2 separate regions of the Mus musculus genome follow, and region 1 is linked to region 2. Evidence: chromatin loops called from intact Hi-C (ENCODE). Cell type or tissue: heart. All regions are shown on one strand. Links, peaks and the distances in the headings refer to the core of each region. The heading gives the core; the rest is flanking DNA.

The links. Hi-C counts contacts between places; a loop is a spot of excess contacts. Peaks named below come from ENCODE experiments on the same cell type or tissue, not always from the same donor. Only the 100,000 strongest peaks of a DNase experiment are listed, where the experiment ranks them.
Region 1: it touches region 2 in a loop (3-fold over the local background); 7 of 42 quality-filtered maps call a loop at or near these places.

What each region holds. Positions count from the first base shown.
Region 1 is chr8:77,721,130-77,727,437 of GRCm38, forward strand. It overlaps Ednra (endothelin receptor type A), which reads right to left and starts at 3,323. Exons shown (of 8, transcript NM_010332.2): 1 at 2,967-3,323. LOC108167319 (a long non-coding RNA gene) reads left to right here and starts at 2,456. Exons shown (of 4, transcript XR_003947564.1): 1 at 2,456-2,593; 2 at 5,370-5,402. In heart, for the core only: a CTCF peak has its summit at 3,389; DNase peaks (open chromatin) are centred at 2,532 and 3,202; H3K4me3 peaks cover 3,428 bases; H3K27ac peaks cover 4,171 bases.
Region 2 is chr8:78,001,403-78,007,710 of GRCm38, forward strand. No RefSeq gene overlaps it. Among named protein-coding and RNA genes, the nearest start is that of Gm29895, 41 kb to the right of the region's middle. In heart, for the core only: no CTCF peak of the experiment used is centred there; a DNase peak (open chromatin) is centred at 2,979; H3K27ac peaks cover 1,060 bases.

The DNA of each region.
Region 1 (6,308 bases), core at 775-5,774, 280 kb before region 2:
TCAGAAACCACCATGATACTTGTCAATGGTGTTCTGTGAGTGACAGGTTATCCCAGGCCGCCACACCGTTTGGTTTGCCATGGGCTATCTGGTTTCTTAGTATCGTGCAAGCATCCTATCTAGCTAGGACAGGACAGGCACTGTGCCGAACACATCACATGCTGCTGCTGTCTAGTATAATGATAACAATCAAGTCATCCACAGGTTCTCCAGGAAGACAGGGAAGCTGAGAGGAAGGTCAAAGGTGGTGACGAGCCTACAACCCTGAGGCAGCCTGATCTGACTCCACACCCGAGCTTTAACCACCAGGTCATCCTGTCTCTCTTATTTCCATGCTTTATTTGCATCAACAACATACTTAAGATGTCTCCAGAATTTGGATGACGCAGCAGAACATTGGAAGGAGTGTTCAGGTATTATCAAAGAGTTCTTATGTTATATCGCCTTCAAAGGGCGGGTGGTCCCTGGTGCTCAGTAAATCTAGATTTCTCCTCTTATACTTTAAGACACTTAGAAAACAAAAGGAAGGCTGGTGCTGAGAAAATAGCAACCAAAAGTCAATTGCTCCTCCCCTTTGGGTATTTTGTACTTTTCTTTCATTAATCTGTAAATGAGGACAGTAACTTCATTTATGGGCAGTGGTCTGTGTATCTATGGCGTATACACCTAATCCTAAATTTTAAGACTCAATCTTTTTGAGTCTGCTCAAGGGTGACCACATTTAGGGATTTTTGACAGTTGTCATGGGACATTATTAAGTTTAGGCTTAATATAAGTGTACCAAATAAGAGATGCTGACATGCTATAAGAAGTATAGGGGAACACCTGCTGTCAGTCCCACATGCTTTTGCCTTGCCAAACAGCAATATACATCGCATCTCACAGGCACCAACTGGTTCTTGACTTGGGCATCACAATTTATACAGACAGAACAACATCTGTAACACATCAGGAGTCTTGAATGAGTGAAGTGACTGTGTTTTCACAGCCAAAAGGCTGCTGGATGTCATCCTGTCTCACGGCTGGGCTATAGGTGTTCACCCGCTGCTGTGATTTCAAAGTGATGGGCCTGCCATTTACTTCTGTCACTTCTGCTCACCCTTAATTGTAAGTGGTTACAGATTTTCTCTCCCGTCTCTAATAGTCCGGAATAACTGGCTGAATTATTAGTAGGTCTACAAATATCATCTTTCCATTTCCCACATGTAGACCAGAATGCCAAGTACAAAGCTTTTTACGATCTGCCTCCCTCTCAGGATAGTGAGGGGAGGCACAAGTCTTTCAATTCCTTGATTGCTTTATGATTTATGGTTCCTGGTTTCCCAATGGGAATGGAATATTTAGTAATAGTTATCTTAAAAATGAGAGACAGAGGTCTTTCCCATAAACAAAATGGCTTCATGGTCTATTAGAATCATCCAGGAGGGGAGTTCATGAGCCATTTGGGTGTCACAGGCACTGCACAGCTCACGTAGAGCTCAGTGGTCCTCATTGCCACAGGTACTGAGAAAGCTACAGTCATGGCTTCCTATCAGGGTGTGAGCCAGCTGCCAGTAAAACCTCTTTCCTTCCTTCCTTCCTCCCTCCCTCCCTCCCTCCCTCCCTCCCTCCCTCCCTCCCTCCCTCCCTCCCTCCCTCCCTCCCTCCCTCCTTCCTTCCTCCCTCCTTCCCTCCCTCCCTCCCTTTCTTCCTTCCTTCCTTTCCTTCCTTCCTTGCTTCCCTCCAGCAAAGACACTACCAAGAACTCATTTCTCTTGACACCTCTTGTCAGCTCACCACATCTAAGGGACATCTGTCAAAAACATGTGGATGCCATATTGTTACAGAGTGAAAAACACAAAACCAAATAAAAGAAACCTCTTTCGAATCCATGCTTTCCCAAGGACGGATCTGTAGCTCATTTTGGTATATTTCAGTCAAGCTTTGCCGGGCATCTGGCTCTAGAGCCAGAGCTCTAGAGAAGCAACTCACATTCAGACCAGAAGGACATGTCTATGGAGTCAGCATCTTTCCTTTTGTGGGTCTAGAGTTTGGTGGCATACAAAAGCTGACCCCTTAGTGCTTTCCCTAGTTAATACATCAGATTCTCAGAGCAAATGTCCACTTGCCATTAGTAATTTGGAAAATCCAACGGCGCCCAAACCGCACACATACTTAGGGCAGGTAATTTACATGGTATGGTTGCCAAGGTGTTTCATAGCCAATCTTTAAAAACAGATGAGTTGATGGCTGTGTGGGAATCAGAAACAACTACAAGAAGAAAAAAAAAATTAAACCAAGAACTTTTTTTTTTTCAAGTTCTCTGTGGTTTTGTTCTCTGGAGAAGACAAATTATCCACTCTCCTTGGACACATCCTCTGACTTTCATATGCTTTCGCCCCAGGTCTGCTGGGGTGAGGCCACTAAGGGTGGTGTAATCAGAGGTGGCTTATCTACAAACAGTTCCAGGGTTCTGCACATGAAAGACAAGAAGTGCCCTTTAAAGGACAGGACAGCACTGAGCAAATCGCCCAGACCTCCACCAGCAGGCAGATTTCCAACCCCAGCTGCCATCGTGGTGTGAGGAGGGCTCCACAGAGGTTGGTTCTTCACAGTAAGTGTCCTTGGCACTCAGGGTGCAGGATAGGAAGAGACCAACTTCACCAGGAGGCTTTGGAGCAAGCGCCCTGGGCCTTGATGCGCCTGAAAGCTTGTGTGGAGAAAAAGATCCTCCCACTCCCGGCTCCCCTTTCCTAAAAATCCGAGACAAAGCTCAATGGTCTTGTCCGGTGTCCACCCCCACTCCCCCCAGTGTTCGTCTCCCAGGAAAGCGCCCCACACTGGGCGTCCCGGGAGGTAAGTGCCAGGCCGGTCTGTTGCGTTTCCCTGGAGCTGCGAGACACCCCTGCTCCTCCCAGCAGATTGCCCCGGCAGCGACCCTATCCCTAGTTCCAGCCCTGGTTCCAAAAAGAAAGACTTGCACCGACCTTAGAGCTCCTCGGAAGCAGACAGCTCCAGGTCCGCGCACGGGCCAGCCGGAGCCTGAGCTGGAGAACGAGGGTGGCGCGCAGGGTGGCGGGTGACCAGGGCTGCAGCACAGTCTCAGCTCGGGGAAACTTCCCCGGACAGCCAGGCTTCTCTAGGGGGAGATCTTGCTCAGCCTGCAAGCTCCAGCGATGGTCCGGTGGATCAGAGAGAGGCTCCCCACCTCCTAGACACAGTTGCCAGACTAGAAGGGATGGGTGTGCGCGCGAGGCTCCCAAGGAAAAGCAAACTCCGGAGGAACACGCCTCCCGCGATCTTCCTTAGACTCCACAGGCTCCTAGACCTTCCTCTCTACTCTGGGACCTAACTGCAAGAGCGCTATCCCGCCTGCCCTCCAGGGAGCAGCCACCAAGCTGCAAAGCTGCTGCCCCCGCCAGGCCCTGAAGGGCAGGGATCTTTAACTATTTCCTTCCTGAGAAGTTGGTTAGTCTAGGATGGGTAGGATTGAAAGTAGAGAGCAACAGACCAGACTCAAGGTTGTGCCCTGTTTTAGGAAGAAACTCGAGGCACTTGAGCCCGTGAGTACGGGAGAGTTTGATCAGCAGGGGAAGCCAGGGAATTTGGGCTGTGTCTCCTGTCAACTTTGCTTAGCTTGTTAGCACTCCTCACCTTAGAGGAAGTTATGGAACCCAGGTGGACAGCATGTCTTTGGCTCAAATTTGACCTGCAAGACCACTAAGCCTTAGCCCAAGGCAAAAGGGAGCTGGGGAGTCTGTGGAAGGGTCTAGGGTGTGCTCAGAGAAATGATCATGTCTGACAATGAATGGGGAGACCCTTCAGAAGGCAGTGTCTTTATCACAGAGTGTGTCAAGTCACGATAAGATGGGGAGTGGGAGGAGAGATAAGGGCCAAACATCAGGGCTCCTGGGGAAGAAGGCTTGGCTGTACGGATGCCCTAGGACCTCATTGGTTCCCTACCGTATCTATAGTGGAATTGGACCTCAGTTTGTTCTAGGACCTCTAGGAGAAGGGAGAGACAGGACTTATATCTAGCCCCTGGGAAAGAATTTTAGCAACAGCTTCCTCATAGTGTGGTGGCTAGATTCCAAGAACAAATATCCCAAGAGAAAGGACATAGAAACTGCCACCTACTTAAGGCCCAGGTCCAGATAGTGACACAAAGGGGCTTCTGCTTAATTCTGTCAGTCACCAATTCCAGATTAAAGGGTGAGGGCACAGAGACCCTACTTGACAGGGGTCATTTTGTAAAACTGTCACAGCCATCAGCAGAACACCTCGGTGGAAAGGATTTTAATATTCTTCTGGGACTGTTGGAGCAGGCATTACCCTGTCCACTAATCTAGTGTTTATCTAGCGTTTCTCTAGGAAGGATCCACAAAAATTGTCTCAGTCAGCTCTGAAGGGGTACGCTTTTGTGGCGACAGCTTGGCAGGCTGACATTATTTTCCAGGAAGAAAAGTTATTGCCTTCTTCCAGAAGACTGTTCATAACTTGGTATGTGAAATGTTCTGGATCCCAGGCCCTCTCACCCCGTGACTAGGCACGTGGACAGTGCACCATCTGTGTAACTGAACATGTCTGTCAGGCTAGTCTTTGTAACAGCACCCCCAGGACCCCCTACCTTTTGCTGATCCCACTGTGGTATGGATTAAGCATTAAAAATTTCTCTTTCACATCCCTTAGGACAGTCACTATTTAAACACAAATGAAACTAGAAAATAAACTGGATTGTCAGGGGTGCTGAGAGGCAAACTCCTGACTACTGAGGCAACAGCAGTGGGAGCCCAATGGTGCTCCTCAAATAATTATGACTAAAATTACCAAGGGTCTAGCAATTCCAGTCCTGAATATGTGTATAAAATGGGCAACAAGGTTGGTGTTGTAGACAGAGTGAGGCTGAAGAACACAGAAACAGAATGGATGTTGGTCTGTGTTTTTTCTAAGGTTGGGCCCAAGAGACACATCAGCAGGAAGGTGCCTGCTTGTTTAGCATCAAGTTACTTCAGGTTAGTGTTTGTGTTAAATATTCAGAGAGAAAGAATTCCAGCTAACTGGCATATTTGGGAAATGTGCTTATTTGTACGTGAGTGTGTGTGTGTTTGAGTGTGTGTATGTGTGTGTGAGTGTGTGTATGTGTGTGAGTATGTGTGATGGTGAAAGATGACCTTGGGAAGTTGAGTGTGAGGCTTCAGTGCAAACGCCTTCACCCACTGAGTTATCTTCCAAACCCTTGATGTTTAACTGATTCCCCCAAAGGTCAGATGACAGCTTAGTTTCTTCTTAATGACATGGACTTCAGCTTGAGTGAGTCCATTTCGAATGTGTTTCTGTGCTGTTCTGTTGTTGTTTGCTTGTTTCAATTAACGCCGTGATCACATTTACAGAAAGGACCTAGAATAGTCAAAACCACAGAGAAGGTAAGCTGGTGACTCCTGGGGCTTGGAGAAGGGGGCTCACTGTTTCATGCGTTTCACTGTGTTTCACATGTGTTTCACTGTTTCATGCGTTTCACTGTGTTTCACTGTTTCATGCGTTTCACTGTGTTTCACATGTGTTTCACTGTTTCATGTGTTTCACATGTATTTCACTGTTTCATGTGTTTCACATGTGTTTCACTGTTTCATGCGTTTCACTGTGTTTCACATGTGTTTCACTGTTTCATGCGTTTCACTGTGTTTCACATATGTGTTTCACTGTTTCATGCGTTTGAGAGGTTTACTTTGGGTGATACTGAGGCTCTGTGATTCCGTGGTGGGAGCTGCACAACAATGGTGACATACTTAGTGCTCATGTACTGTGCACTGGAAAAGGTTAAAGCCACACATTTATACTATGCCTGGTTTGCCAGGAGGAAACAAATCTTCATGTTGAGATAAAAACCCACATTGCTGTGTGTTCTGTTTATCTATAAAGTAAATTAACTAAGAAAGACTTCATATCCAATAAACGTGCTTATGGAAGCCTTCAGACAGACCTGTAGCTAGGAAGCTTAGCCCTGCCTCATTGGAGGTGAGATCCTGTAGACTCTCTTTGTGGCTGTGAATTTAGCTTCTTTTCTCTGTTTTACTTTGAGGGCAATGACTGCAGTGAACTCCAATCAATCTCTTGGTGACGTTAGCGTCTGTTTCAGCTTTCCCTTCCCTGTAGCAAGACTCTCTCTGCCTCCGCCTCTGTGCTCTCTGTTGAGTTTCTGGTAGTACCTAAGGGGAGTCAGGATATTTCTTTCCAAGTTTTCTAAGCTTGACTTTCAAAAGTTGTTTGTTTTCCCTGAAAGGAACATTTAGGCTTGATGGTTTTCTAGACTTCAGGGAAACTTACTTTCC
Region 2 (6,308 bases), core at 603-5,602:
TCAGGAAGGTTCTCCCAGGTGGAGGCATCTATGTGTCACCAGACTTGGAGGAACGTTTTATAACATTTTATGAACTGACAAAAGCCCATGGGCTCTTCTAGGCTGGGTGAGTGTTACATAAGTCCTATATCCACACAAACAAAAAGATAAATGAAGTATTGGTCAAGTGGTCAAACCTGTAGATTGATAATTTAACATATATTTATGCATGCATAATCACACAGAGAAATAGAAGAGTGGTAGAGAATGTGTGAGTGAGATTTGGAGTGTTGCTGTGACATCCCACATCTTGTTGCATAGCAATGCCTTGACATGTAAATAAGAAAACAGGTTGTATCCCAATCTGCTCTGAATTCCTCCTGCGTGCATTCTGTCAGAGTTCCTGACAGAATGTGAGCTCCAGATGAGCAGACCTTCTGTCTACTTCATTTACAGATGTGTCCCGAGTACCTAGAACAGTGCTCAGCACTGTTCTATGGATGACAGTCTGCACTCTCAGAGGAGATCCCTGGTGCTCACTTGGTTTGTGCCGGACTGCTGCTGTCCTGTGCTGTATGTGTTGGACTGTTGTTCTTACGTGTCAGAGTCTGTTGGAGTGGGTTGTGTTCTTAAGATCCGTCTTTATCACTGTTTGTCTAGGGTTTACAGGTCTCTGACATCTGCTCTGAACAAAACCTCTGCCTGCCTTACTCAGCCACACAGGAATGCCATTGTTACATTTTCTTCTGCTCCAGTCCGTTCCTGGTGCTAGGAATGCCTTTCTGTAATAGATTCCCTGGCATCATATGGTAACGAAAGGGTGCTTTAAAGAATGCTAATTTAAACCGCTCTTTAACTTGCATGTTTTCAGTGTGGGCAGTGAGGGAGGAGGTTTGAAGCAAGACAGCTGTGAGGTTTGCCTAGCAGCTGAATGCTGCATGGATTAGCTGGCTCCTTCTTTTCTGGTAGTGGGTAACCCCTTAAAGGAACATGCCCTGGCTGGGGAAAGGCACACCTGTGTGTAGCCAAAGGGAAGAGTTTTAAAGATGGGGCACAGTTTTCTGCACCACCAGCTTTGCACTCAAAAAGTGATACTGCTAAGAAGTTTAGAAAAATGGGGGTGAGATGGGGGTGGGTGGGAGGGGGCATTGCATCCATTCAGCTTTTCTGTGGACCAAGCCACGAATCTGGGTATTTCTCCATGAGCAATTACCATCTGAGGTTTAGAAACCACAAAGCTGCTGGGTAGAAAAAGAAGCTCAAACGCAGATAAGTGACCCATGATGGCTTGTGGGAACCTGACATCTCTCTTTAAGAATGGTTCCTGAGATGCCTGGCCTTCCCGTGTTCTGTGACTTTGTGCTTAGAGGTGTAAAAGGGTTCATTTCAGCGAGCCTGTGCTCTGTTGGCAGTTCAGCTGGCCTCGATGCTCGCCAAAGTCCGGATCCATTTGAATTTTCCTTTCTGTTCTCTTTTGGGTTACCGTTCTGTTGGAAGTATCGCATGACTCTAAATGACACTGTATTTCCAGAAACTAGACTTGAAGTAGCTGACAATTTTTTTAAGATTTATTTATTTATTTTATGTAAATGAGTATACTGTAGCCTACATGTGGTTACTGGGAATTGAACTCAGGGCCTCTGCTTGCTCCAGTCCCACTCTGTCCAGCCCAAAGATTTATTTATTATTATTATATGTAAGTACACTGTAGCTGTCTTCAGACACACCAGAAGAGGGTGTCAGATCTCATTACAGATGGTTGTGAGCCACCATGTGGTTGCTGGGATTTGAACTCAGGACCTCTGGAAGAGCAGTCAGTGCTCTTAACGGCTGAGCCATCTCTCCAGCCCAGCTGATCAATTTTTTTTAAACTGCACGTATTGGATGTGTTGTTATTGCTACTGAGAAGAACAGTGACTATTATTGATGAATCTGTGGCATATTAAGGGACACAGTTGACCAGAGTAAATATGTCCAGTCGGAAGGTCTGGGAGCAGTTGGCAGACAATGGCAGATGTCTGCTCACTAGCGGGTCCAGTTGAGCTTGTGTAAACTCCGAACTCCCTGGAACTTTACACTATATCTTTGCCAATGATTTAAACATGCTTTTCTAGGGCCGTATTTTTCTATATGATCCATATAATCCTAGCGTGAATGCCATTCTTTTCTCAGACTCCTTTTATTACTCATTCATACAAGCACACATTTTATGTAGTTTACACAGTTCCACTGATGCTAGAAATATATTTCCTCAATTCCCTTTTCTTTCTTTATAATTCTGAAAATAGTGACTATGTCATTTGCGATTTTGTTTTGTAATCTTAATATTAAGCAGTTACTTTGCTTCTAAATCCTGCTGCTGTGACGAATTCTGTGAGCCATGTGACATCTTCATGTCAACAGCTCCTTCCCTGAGCCATGTGACATCTTCATATCAACAGCTCTTCCCTTGGCTCTGTACTTGATGGTTTTTGGGTGCAGGGCAGGCAAAACCCTCAAATGTGAGATTGTGGTTACAGAGGGTGCAAACATTGTTCAGGCCCCTAAAAGCTGTCCCGGAACTCAGTGCTTGCTTTTTTCATCTCTGAGATGTGTTTTTAGTAATATGTAATGTGTATTCAGTACAAGTTGGTCCCTGCTGTTGTTGTCACCATCACTGATGCTGTAGTTGTTGTTTTTAGCACACCTTTGTCTCCTTGGAGGAGATGGATATAGCAATACAACCTTGGTCATCAGACTGATCTGTATGCTTTTTGTTTTCTCTCCACATTTGCAAAATGTTTTCAGCTCTTTGTTTTTATTCCTTCTGAGTGCCGACAGCCCTCTTCTTACGACAGTGATCTCACTTTTCTCGGTTTTCTTCTCTTTTTTAATCAAGGACATTAGAGTATGTGAGGAAGGAAATACCATTGTCTCAGACTCTTGTCGTCTATTCAGGACGATGTAAAACTCTGACCTCTAGTGGCTGTGCGCTGTAGTTGCAAGCCAGGTCCCTCAAGTCTGAACCCAGGAAACAGCAGCCAGCTTCAGATCCGAAGGGATGAGCACCCAACGGTTTGAAAACTCTTTTGACACATCAGATGATTCCCCTTATGTCTGTCAAGACAGCCTTCTTCTTCTTTACCAAGGAGTTAGTTTATGTCTCCGCTTCCAAAAATACACCAATTTAAATAAATGATCTAAAGACAATACTCTCAAAATATGCTTTCCTCCAAAGCACCCTGCCCAGGACTACCACTGCCTAATGATGTAATCCAGAGACTTCAGAAAACAATAGACCACTAAATCTTAGGAGACCTTAGTGGGTCTAAACATCTTTAAATGAAATATTCCTTGGTTTCAAAAATGATAACATACAAAATGTAGTTAGTTATGTTCTAAAAACTAAAATCCTGAGAAGTGGTTCTGGGGTACACTGCTTTATCAATATGACGTGGGGAATCAATCCTATTGTGAGTTCACACGAAGCTCATGGAACACACGTGAGATATTTGTATGTTTTTAATGGTTGTGTAAAATGAGGTGCGATGAAGTTCGTTGGCTTATTTCTGTTAAATTTCCTTTGTTTTCTGGCTTTGATAAAATGAATGAGTGGATGGATAGGGCAAAGCGAAAGCTTCGTACCCAGGAGTGTGCCCAGGAGTGTGCAGCAGGGACACGGCCGGAGAAGCTGCTGAAGAGAGGCTGATGGAGCTCACCCAACTGTGTGCCTCCTTGCCTGCCGTGATGTAGGCTGGGGCGGTTACGGTTGGGGCGGTCTCAGCAACAGCTCAGCGTTTCCTGCTGTTCCCACACAGATCTCACCTCACTAAGTGGGCACCGGTGTTTCTTATTGCCTCCAGTTGGGAAACTTGTCCTTTGAGACTCAGTTCATTAACCCTCCTCTACTTGTGTACAGTTGGACCTGACTTCAAACAGGTAGAATTAATGCCTTCTGGCAAGAGAACCTCTACATTTTACTATGATTAGCTTCAAAATCAATCGCCTAAAGTCTGATTAATTTCTTTGAAAGCTTGCTAAATGGACTCTGTGCTTATAATATGTGAATTCAATTCTATATTGTGAGAGATCATTGCTGCGTGTATATAGTTATTGCACAGCTATTCCACAATAGCTGAAGAAAATTAATACTTCATTTTAAAATATTTTGACAATTACAGGTAGATTTTAATAAGCATGAGGCTCTTAGCATTGAGCAAACTTTGGAAAAATCAACAGTCAAAGTTTACTTTGTAATAACTGTGCTAAGCACAGTCTGACATCTTTTTTTTTTTTCCTTTTTTTGGTTAGATATTTTCTTTATTTACATGTCAAATGTTATCCCCTTTCCTGTTTTCCCCTGTGAAAGCCCCCCATCCCCTACCCCCTACCAACTCACCAACCCACCCACTCCTGCTTCCTGGCCCTGGCATTCCCCTACACTGGGGCATAGAGCCTTCACAGGACCAAGGGTCTCTCCTCCCATTGATGACCTACAAGGCCATCCTCTGCTGCATATGCAGCTAGAGCCACGAGTCCCACCATGTGTGATCTTTGGTTGGTGGTTTAGTCCCTGGGAGCTCTGGGGGTACTGGTTGGTTCTTGTTGTTGTTCCTCCTATGGGGTTGCAAACCCCTTGAGTCCTTTCTCTAGCTCCTCCATTGGGGATCCTATGCTCAGTCCAATAGTTGGCTGAGAGCACCCACCTCTGTATTTGTCAGGCACTGGTAGAGCCCCTCAGGAGACAGCTCTATCAGGCTCCTGTCAGCAAGCACTTGTTGGCATCCATAATAGTCTCTGGTTTGGTGACTGTATATGGGATGGATCACAGGTGGGGCAGTCTCTGGATGGCCTTTTCTTCAGTCTCTGCTCCACACTTAGTCTCTGTAACTCCTTCCATGGGTATTTTGTTTCCCCTTAAATGGAGGACCGAAGTATCTACACTTTGGTATTCCTTCTACTTGAGATTCATGTGGTCTGTGAATAGTATCTTGGGTATTCCAAGCTTCTGGGCTAATATCCACTTATCAGTGAGGGCATATCATGTGTGTTCTTTTGTGATTGGGTTACCTCACTCAGGATGATATTTTCTAGTTCCATCAATTTGCCTATGAATTTCATAAATTCATTGTTCTTAATAGCTGAGTAGTACTCTATTGTGTAAATGTACCACATTTTCTGTATCCATTCCTCTTTTGAAGAACATCTGGGTTCTTTCCAGCTTCTGGCTATTATAAATAAGGATGGGTCCTCATGTAGTACTATGTCCAATTTTCTGAAGAACCACCAAACTGATTTCCAGAGTGGTTTTACCAGCTTGCAATCCCACCAACAATGGAGGAGAGTTCCTCTTCCTCCACATCTTTGCCAGCATCTGCTGTCACCTGAGTTTTCAATCTTAGCCATTCTGACTGGTGGGAGGTAGAATCTCAGGGTTGTTTTGATTTGCATTTCCCTGATGACTAAGGATGTTGGACTTTTTTTAGGTGCTTCTCGGCCATTTGAGATTCCTCAGTTGAGAATTCTTTGTTTAGCTCTGTATCCTATTTTTTTTTAAATAGGGTTATTTGGTTCTCTGGAGTCAAACTTTCTGAGTTCTTTATATATAGTGGATATTAGTCCTCTACCAGATGTAGAGTTGGTAAAGATCTTTTCCCAATCTGTTGGTTGCCATTTTGTCTTATTGACAGTGACATTCTGACATCTTTTACAGGAACATTTTTACAATATCTCATTTTACAGACTAAAAAAAAAAATGCATAGCAATGTGGACCAACAGCACAGTAAGTGGCCGAGTGAGTACTGAAACCCATACAACCTGATTCAAAGATTATGTCTTATACCTGGTGTGAATTAGGAATATGGATTGACCATATGCCATGGGCCATTCCTCAAACCATTCACACAGCAAGGCTGGGGAGAAGGGAGGCTCACTGGGGTGGGGGATGCTTGCTGTAGACACAAAGAGCTTAGTTTACATCTTCAGAGCTCTGTACTGCCAGGTGTGGGCATCTAATCCCAGAACTTCTGCAGCAAAAGGGGAGGAAGAGACAAAGAAGCCCCTGGATGCCCAAGGTAGCCAGCTTACACAGCAGCTAACAAGGTGGGAGGCAAGGCCAGTGCCTGAGGTCTTTGACCTACACACACACACACACACACACACACACACACACACACACACACACACCATGGCAAGCACAGGGTCCTGACAGATATTCATGGCCCTCTAGCACTCAACTTCCAAGAAAACCAGCTCATTCAACTCGATTCTCCAGATTCACTTGGCTCCAATCCCCTTTTGAACAATACTTATTTTGACCATTGCAAGAAAATAGATTGGATTTAGCAGA